Linked DNA regions of Homo sapiens: all the other regions are linked to region 3. A link is a contact called in ENCODE Hi-C or POLR2A ChIA-PET data. All regions are on one chromosome and are shown on one strand. Each heading gives the region's core, a stretch centred on a gene start or an enhancer-like site at or near the end of the contact. The rest is flanking DNA. Distances are from core to core; before and after follow the strand shown.

Region 1 (2,700 bases), core at 195-2,694, 340 kb before region 3:
GGAAAAATTGCTCTTAGGTCAGTGTTTCTCAACTTTGGCTGGACTTTGAATCACCATGGGAGCGTTCAATAATCCTGATGACCAAGTCATACTCCAGACCAATTAAATCAGAATCTCTAGAGTCATCAGTATTTTGTAGAGCTCCCAGGTGATTCCAGTAGGCAGCCAAGGTTAAGAATCACTGTTCCAGGAAAAAGAAGATTATGAGATAGACACACACACAAACACACACACATGCACACACAATTCTAACAATCCCAACCACATTCCCTCTTCAATTCTATCCAGGGAACAAAACGACAGGAAAAGGAGATGCTATGGTTTACATTCACTAAATTCCCAAGACCTAGAATCAGTGTAGCAAAGGGGTATCTGAATATAACTCCTTCCCTCCCTTCTTTCACCTAAGGCCTGGCAGTAATGAATGAGTCAGCCTTTTATAAAAATAGAGGCTATGGCCGGGCGTGGTGGATCACGCCTGTAATCCTAGCACTTTGGGAGGCCGAGGAGGGTAGATCACTTGAGGTCAGGAGTTCAAAACCAGCCTGGCCAACATGGTGAAACTGGTCTCTACTAAAAATACAAAAAAAATTACCCAGGCATGGTAGCGGACGCCTGTAATCCCAGCTACTCAGAAGGCTGAGGCAGGAGAATCGCTTGAAACCAGGAGGTGGAGGTTGCAGTGAGCCGGGATCACGCCATTGTACCCCAGCCTGGGCGACAAAGCAAGACTCCATCTCAAAAAAAAAAAAATAGAGGCTGTAACTATACAGGTGCTTTTTCTTGGTTCTTTAAGTGATATGGTAACAGGGTAAGCATATGATTTGATCAGCCTCTGTATCTAAATAATCATCTCTGGTTAATAGTTTAAGTAAATGTGCATAGGTTTCAGTTTCAAAAGAAAGAGCAACATCTTCTTAAGTAATGTTTACTTTCCTTTTTCTTTGTGATCTTACACTTTTCATGCATACCTATCCCTCTTTCCAGTTGTTTAAACTTTAACCTGCCCTGCCTCTCTAATAGTATGCTACTTCACTTCCTTCTCATCAGTGTGTTGTTTTCCAGGCCCAAGGTGTTGATTACAATAATAAAAATCAGTTACATATATCAGATACTATATTTACAAGAGAAAACTAAATTTCATGTTAAATTTCACAGGAAAATTAAAGTTGGATACTATTGAATAACACTATTCAATACTAGTTTCTAGGGGAAATAAATACTTAAAACTCTATTACTTATGGACAAAAACTGATTATCCTCCACAGAGTCAGTGCCTTTTGTATTTTGTTTTATTGACATCTTGAAGAAACAAAGAAAAACCTCAGCTTCCTCAGGATTTCTCTGTAATACACACTCTGAGGCTGGGTCTAAAATAAGTCTAGGGCAGCAGTTCCAAATCACGCCAGATGGTAGCACTAAGCCACCTTCTTCAGGCACCTGACCTGGAAAATAGCTAATCATCAGCTTTAGCTGTCCAGCCTACAGCCTCGGGCTCCACCAGGATTTTCCAACCTAATCACAGAATCAGAATGACTAGAAGGCAAATACTTTGTGTACTTAAAGATAGCTAAGTATCAAACTAATAGAGAAAGTTTCCAAGACAGAAAGAGCCCCTGGTTTCCACAGTTGCTCATTATCTTCCCAGTCAATTCTGACTCCTTTTTCTTCACTAACAGCCCATTCCCTTGCTCCTCCAAGAGAGTATAAGGATCCATGCACCACTCGGAGCTGGTCCTGTTGAAATGTTTGCTGAATAAAAGCAGGAAGGGTGGGGAAGAAGAGAAGAGAGGAGAGAAAGCACAGGGGAAGGAGTCCAGCACTGACAACAAATCTGTGGAGTTTTTCCAGACTGAATTCCCCCAGCAAGGAAGAGTGGAAGGAATTCGAGCCCTGTCACAGAAACCTGGATCCACACTCTACCTTCAGGCAGAAAGACAATGTCACAGTGTCTTTATCCACTATAGTGATGCAGGAGACAATGGAAGGGAAATTTTGGTGTCATGTCATAAGCAGATTACAAATAATAAAATACATCTGAAAATTGTGGTACCTCTTACATACATATATATACTCAATCACATCAAACAAAGAAACCCACCAAGTTCTCAAACACCTAGCATTTGTTGCCACTTAACAGGGAAGAAAAGAAATGGAAAATCAAATAATGCCAAAGTAAGCACCAACTCCCTAGGCATCCTTTACAGAGTTTCTGGAACAAGTACAAATATAAATAAATAATTTCAAATTATAAATTAGAACTCCATAATTCCAGGAGAATTGTTGGCACTTCAAGGGAGCCAAATGGAGACAACTTCTTCCAGATTTAGTTTGCTTATTTTAAAAATAACATAGGATTGGTAGAAACAAAGAGTAACATTGCTCTTTATGTTGTAATTACTTGTTAAAAGAAATGTTGGTTCACTATTATTCCTTCCTGGAAATAAGAGTCACAAGAAAAATTTTACCTCGTATTTGGAGCAAAGTACAAAAGTCTGGTCTCCTCCAGAGAAGATCTGCTTAACGATATGATATTTAAAGCGATCTGTCAAAAAAAAAATTCCGAAAGCATATTTTTCATTAATTGAAGTTTCTCCTTGATCCCCTTTTCTACTGTCGCAGAATACACTTCAGAGTGGGTACCTATCCATTTTAATTGTGTCACAGAAGTAAGAAATCTTCTCCCCTGGCTCACTGCCT
Region 2 (2,700 bases), core at 182-2,681, 290 kb before region 3:
CTTTTATATCAGCGTTATGCCCATAGAAACACGCACTTCAATAACAGGAAGTCATTACAGGGTCCCTTCTATTTCCTTTCAGCTCAGCTGGTTTGCTTTTCAGCAAGAGCTGATTAACATGACAGAGTTATTGCGCCCTTCAGATGCCCGAGAGCAACCTGAGAAGCTGGTTGAAAGCATTACTTCTACCATGGTTAGAAGCAAGCACAGTTTGGGAATTGAAGCTTTTGGACGTTCTGCTTTATAAACCTCATTTATCAAACAGCAGGAAAGCTGTTACATATGGTGATGGGCATTAGGGAAATGCTTAGACTGAATACAAAGTGCGAATGTGAATTGGATTAAATTACCTGCAAGAGGGAAACTAACTCAGGAGAAAGTAAAAGGAACCAATCACAGAGATGAATCAAATAGAGTTGCACAGAAATGTTAGAGCTTGCTTATAAATTGTTACCCTTGGGCTCTGCTATAAGAAGATTTCCTGGTATGTCTACAGAGAATTTTAAAATTTAGCAGAGTCAAATTAGATTACACTAAATAACTGCCCCTACCACGGTTCTTGTCTATTCAAGATAGGGAGAAAGATTAGAAGACACTTATGTAAGTTCAGATATCCCTAATAACACAGAGATTAGCTTACCCTAAAATCCCAATATTAGAAATCAGAGTATGTATGAGGAAAGGAGAACTATTCATTTAGCTGAAGAGTACTGTTTACAATGTGGCTAGGTAGGAATATGAGAGGCATGGTAAATTAAGGTATTTATTGAATCCTTTCTATGGACAACCAGTCTCTAGTTTAATAAAAGAGCTCAAGATTTACTTAATGTCCACTTAGTCACTTATAAAAAATAACATTCAGGAAAAAAAAGCTTATGTTTTGTTTGCTTGCTTTATTAAAAAAAAAGTGGGGAAGGCACACAAGACTTCCTAAAATGCCAGCTCTGTAACTTTATGTCTTAGAAAATTATAAAATAAATTCATGGACAAAAACCATAAGGAAATTAGTAATAACCCTATGATGACTCCAATCACAAAAACTCTGTCTGCTTTGTCGGGGAGGGATGAGGTATATGTCTGAATGCAAAGGTGAGAATGAAGGAGAGAAAAGTCATGTGAGAGAGGAATGTGCAAAAGACTTATAATCCAATACTTTTTTTTAAAGCTGGAAATTGAGTTTAGATGGGGCTTAATATACTACATCTGAAAAATGCTTCTGGGAATCACAGGCCTCTATGCCCTTGGCCAAATCACAAATGAGTCATGGACACACCTAAGCTAGAACTCTGTGTGCTGCCTGACACACTGGGAAAATATCTGGGGCCTGAATAACCAGGAGTTTCAGAATTTGATGTATCTTTGAAATGCCTCCTTCTTACCACACACACACACACACACACACACACACACACACACAGTTGGTCACATAAGGGTATTGCTAATGTGAGAAGTACAGAAATGAGAGTACAAAGAAACCACAGTAGTCTCAGGGTCAGCAACAGCAATAGTTAACTGTTACATATTCTTAAGAAGGAAAAAAAGGATCTCCAAAACCCTTAGAATCACTGAGAGGTGCTTTATATCACTGCTCTGGCACATCTACAGAATGCATCCCAAAAAAATGAATTGATGTGCCTTGCAGCTGAACCAGTTAGAGACAGAGTGTATAACATGGTATATGATGACTAGCAGGACAGAATCAAGGCACACATTAGAAGACTTGTCCAGGTGCATCTCCTACACCAGTACCTTCTTTCAACTTTCCTTCCCCTCAGGAAGGTCAGATTATGTGGCTCCCAGGGTTGTTTGCATTTTAACAGGAAACAAAGTTTCAAGGCAATGAAATAAATTCTCCTCCAGACTAGTGCTAGATGACCATACCCATGCTGGTGGACACCCTGCTAGGACTAGAAATATTAACAAGTCCAATCAGCAAAGTAAGTGTTGATGGTCAGGCATTACTCCATTCACAGCCAGTACTGCAAAGCAAGAAAAAGAAACTTAAGTTTGCCACTTGGGTTCAAAACTCTGTAAGCCACTTGGAGTTGGCCACCATGGAATTAACTCCTTCAACTCACTTCTTCACACTCTCAAAGCCTTAGAGGAACAGTCATACACTCACTTTTTAAAATCCTTCATATTTCAAAGTCAACCAATCTGGGCAATGATACCAAGCTGAAATCACAGACCTGCCCATAACCCCCAGAAAAATCCTCTTTTAAGGAAGGGGCCTTCCATCATGTTCCCTTCCCAAATACCACAGAAGCTACTTGGGGGTAGCATTCCTGTGGGCCAAGACCAACAGATACCTGTAACAAACTAGGCCTGCCACAGACTTCCCTTCCATGTCTAGCAGCTCTCCAGGTCATGGTTCTCAATAAGCAAACACAGAAAACAAGTTCATTCTCTTCTTCCCACTCATTAAAAACAAACGCAAATCATATCCAGATTTAGAACACACCTACCAACGAAAAAGTTAAATGGAGAGAGGGAGGCACCCACCCACATAATCTTTCCATTCAAAGAGGCATTATTCCAAGCTGCTATGGAGTTTATAATTAACAGACAAGCTTAACCAACAACAGAAATTTCTGGAATCTCTTGTAATTTACACTACAGCCTGCCTTATTCCAAATTTAGATCACAAGCATGGGCTGGATTCCGAGGCTGAATCCCAAAGCCTTCTTGGCACACCTCTAG
Region 3 (2,700 bases), core at 173-2,672:
ATTATAGACATGAGGAGGAAAAATTTACCTCAAGAATGGCTTTGCTTTTGGAAAAACTTGTGAACTTCATCAAACTGTTGCTTGAGGCTACCTTGGGGAATGGGACCAGGGAAACATATCATTTTGACCCTATATGCTTTTTCACTGCAAGACCTCTTTTTTGGATGAGAATGTGTTAATTTTGTACATTTTTAAACAAAGTTTGTTTTTTTTTTAAATAGCAGGTTATGCATTATGTAGAGAAAATAGCTATGTTTGAAATGGAAAACTAGCAACAACCGTAGTAATAAAATATAAAGAAATATAGTAATCAAAAAGAAAGAAAGAGATTGCAGGAAGTCTGGAAGAGAATACATCCAAAATGTTAATGGTGCTTATATGTGACAGTAAGAGGAATTTTTTAAATTCTGTATTTTATGTTTGCTATAGTCAACATGGATTCTTTTCATTATCACGAAGACTTTTTAAAAATTACAACATTTACATACATATGATGATCAATTTTTTGTACTTTTATGATATTTGTTCCTACATGGGTCTTTAAACTTGACTAGATGGCAAGTTTCAGAATGCAAATCATAAATTACTTTTAGAACAGATCCTATTAAAAAAAAAAAAAAAGACAGGCCAAGCGCAGTGGCTCACGCCTGTAATCCCAGTACTTTGGGAAGCCGAGGCAGGCAGATCACGAGGTCAGGAGTTCAAGACCAGCCTGACCAACATGGTAAAACCCCATCTTTACTAAAAATACAAAAATTAGACGGGTGTGGTGGCATGCACCTGTAATCTCAGCTACTCAGGAGGCTGAGGCAGGAGAATCGCCTGAACCCGGGAGGTGGAGGTTGCAGTGAGCTGAAATCATGCCACCGCACTCCAGCCTGGGTGACACAGCGAGACTCTGTCTCAAAAAAAAAAAAGACAAAATCTTTGTCAGTGATGCATGATTGGTTTAGTTTCCTTTTCAAGATTATTTAGAAAAAATATTTAGCTGTGTACACGGGCTGCTTTCCAACATACAGGGAGATGCTGTTTGAATACTCCTGCAAAGTGTCTGAAAGCAAATATTTAGTAAGTATTTCAAAAGAATTTCAAACCTCTTCTGGCTTCCTATCTCTGTGGTTTCTCTTTTCAGTTGAATATCCCTGAGACACCACAAACAAAACAAGTGCCCAATCAAATCCACTGTCTTAGCTTCTTCACATTCCCAGACCTCTGTTCTCCTTCCACCTTTCCCTGAATTGAAAGCAGGGCTTGTTTGCTCCAGAAAAACAAACAAACAGAAAGATCTGCAGGGGACTTCACTTCTCCTAGGAGGGTGCTAGGCCAGGACGGCCACATTTCTCAGAACTAAGGGGAACAGAAACTGTCTGGTGGAAGGAGGAAGCTCTCAAGAACAGCACAGCAATAGCCCCGAGGAGCAGGGAGCACTTGGCAGCCAGGGTGAGTGTGAACTTTGAGAAGGAAGAAAGATGTTTAAAGGTGATTTGTAGGAAACTTTGCCCTTGTAAAGTGCTGCATCCCTCAGCCCCACTCCCAGGACAGCACTCCACCTCCATCTTCACCCCAGGCTTCAAACAAGGCAGTATAAAAACTGACTGTGTTTGAAGTCAGACTCCAACACTTAGTGGCTATATCACCTTGGTTAAGTTAGTTCACCTCTCTGTTCTAATTTCCTGAACTGATCTCCTCATTTGTAAAATGGAATATGGTCCTGCCTACTTTATGAGGTTTTTGTGAGGATTAACTGAATTAATCCATTAATATAACCAAAACAATGACTCACTATGATTCTAAGAGCTATTTAGCCATGCGTGAGTTAGCTATTGTTTTTCTGGGCTGTCAGAGTTCAACAGGTGCTGCTTTGAATGTACTTTGAGCAAACTCTAGCTCAAAAGGAATCTTGTAGAATTTGAGATACTATTTTGATTGTTACCATTATCCACTCAGTCACCCAATCACTCCTTTAACCCCTAGACTTAATCAAGCTCTGTTGATTCATACCCCTCAATAAGTCTCCTCTCCAGTGCCTCAATTTTTGCTTAGATCACTGCAAGAGCTACCAACATTTTTTTCCTTTCTTCAGCAACTTTCATCCTCGATGTGGAAGGAAATCAAGATATTTTACCCCAAAATATATTTCTTTGATATACTTTGAGATGACTGCCAGAGGGCCAGCAAACGGAATTGGCCCTACAAAGCTGTCTTTCCTGGGGGAAATTTACATCTGTAGAGAATCTATATTCATGCAGCCAGGATTCCCTTGTCAGATCTAGGAAAGATTAAGAGTCTGACACCTTTAGAGGTGAGAGAATTTGGTAAAGGTAAGAAGAATTTGTCATCTATTCTGTCTGCTACCCATGAGGTTTCATCTATATAATAAGGCCAACTTTGCTAGGCAGGCCTCCTGTTCTGTCTCTCTCATAACCTGTTTTGCCACTAAAGCCTAGTTTACCACCATAGCCTGTTTTTGGCTGTGCTCTGAATCCATATTCTTTCTGTAACCTCGAGGTGGAGGGCTTTCATTTTGAAGGCCCCTGTGTCATGAAAAACTATGATCAAATAAATTTGTATGCCTTTTCTCCTATTAATCGTCTTCTTGTTAAATATTTTCAGCAAACCTTCAGAGAGTGAAGGGGACGCTTTCCCTTGCCTTCAACAATGTCCTTCAAAATGGCACCAGATCCATATGCATTACTCCCC

The links. A loop is a pair of places that touch in the nucleus more often than their neighbours do. ChIA-PET counts read pairs that join two places held with the same protein, here RNA polymerase II (POLR2A). Pooled maps may share reads with other maps.
Region 1: a pooled map shows a loop between it and region 3 (2.8-fold over the local background). The contact joins two enhancer-like sites. A Hi-C loop is called at or near these places in 1 of 168 maps with a recorded cell type or tissue (posterior vena cava) and 1 of 50 pooled maps. POLR2A ChIA-PET finds 5 or more read pairs at or near these places in 2 of 52 experiments (OCI-LY7 and activated T-cell).
Region 2: a pooled map shows a loop between it and region 3 (6-fold over the local background). The contact joins two enhancer-like sites. A Hi-C loop is called at or near these places in 3 of 37 single-sample maps with no recorded cell type and 3 of 50 pooled maps. POLR2A ChIA-PET finds 5 or more read pairs at or near these places in 1 of 52 experiments (activated T-cell).

What each region holds. Positions count from the first base shown.
Region 1 is chr4:88,658,260-88,660,959 of GRCh38, reverse strand. It overlaps HERC3 (HECT and RLD domain containing E3 ubiquitin protein ligase 3), which reads right to left. Exons shown (of 26, transcript NM_014606.3): 10 at 2,469-2,545. Among named protein-coding and RNA genes, the nearest start is that of NAP1L5, 38 kb to the left of the region's middle. Within about 2 kb of position 1,444, at least 5 of the 41 ENCODE cell types and tissues checked have a DNase peak (open chromatin) inside an H3K27ac peak, as active enhancers do.
Region 2 is chr4:88,611,007-88,613,706 of GRCh38, reverse strand. All of the region lies in intron 3 of HERC3 (HECT and RLD domain containing E3 ubiquitin protein ligase 3), which reads right to left. Among named protein-coding and RNA genes, the nearest start is that of HERC3, 20 kb to the right of the region's middle. Within about 2 kb of position 1,431, at least 14 of the 41 ENCODE cell types and tissues checked have a DNase peak (open chromatin) inside an H3K27ac peak, as active enhancers do.
Region 3 is chr4:88,319,518-88,322,217 of GRCh38, reverse strand. The region is part of intron 3 of PPM1K-DT (PPM1K divergent transcript); the gene reads right to left. Among named protein-coding and RNA genes, the nearest start is that of PPM1K-DT, 36 kb to the right of the region's middle. RefSeq lists an enhancer at 1,300-1,379. Within about 2 kb of position 1,422, at least 16 of the 41 ENCODE cell types and tissues checked have a DNase peak (open chromatin) inside an H3K27ac peak, as active enhancers do.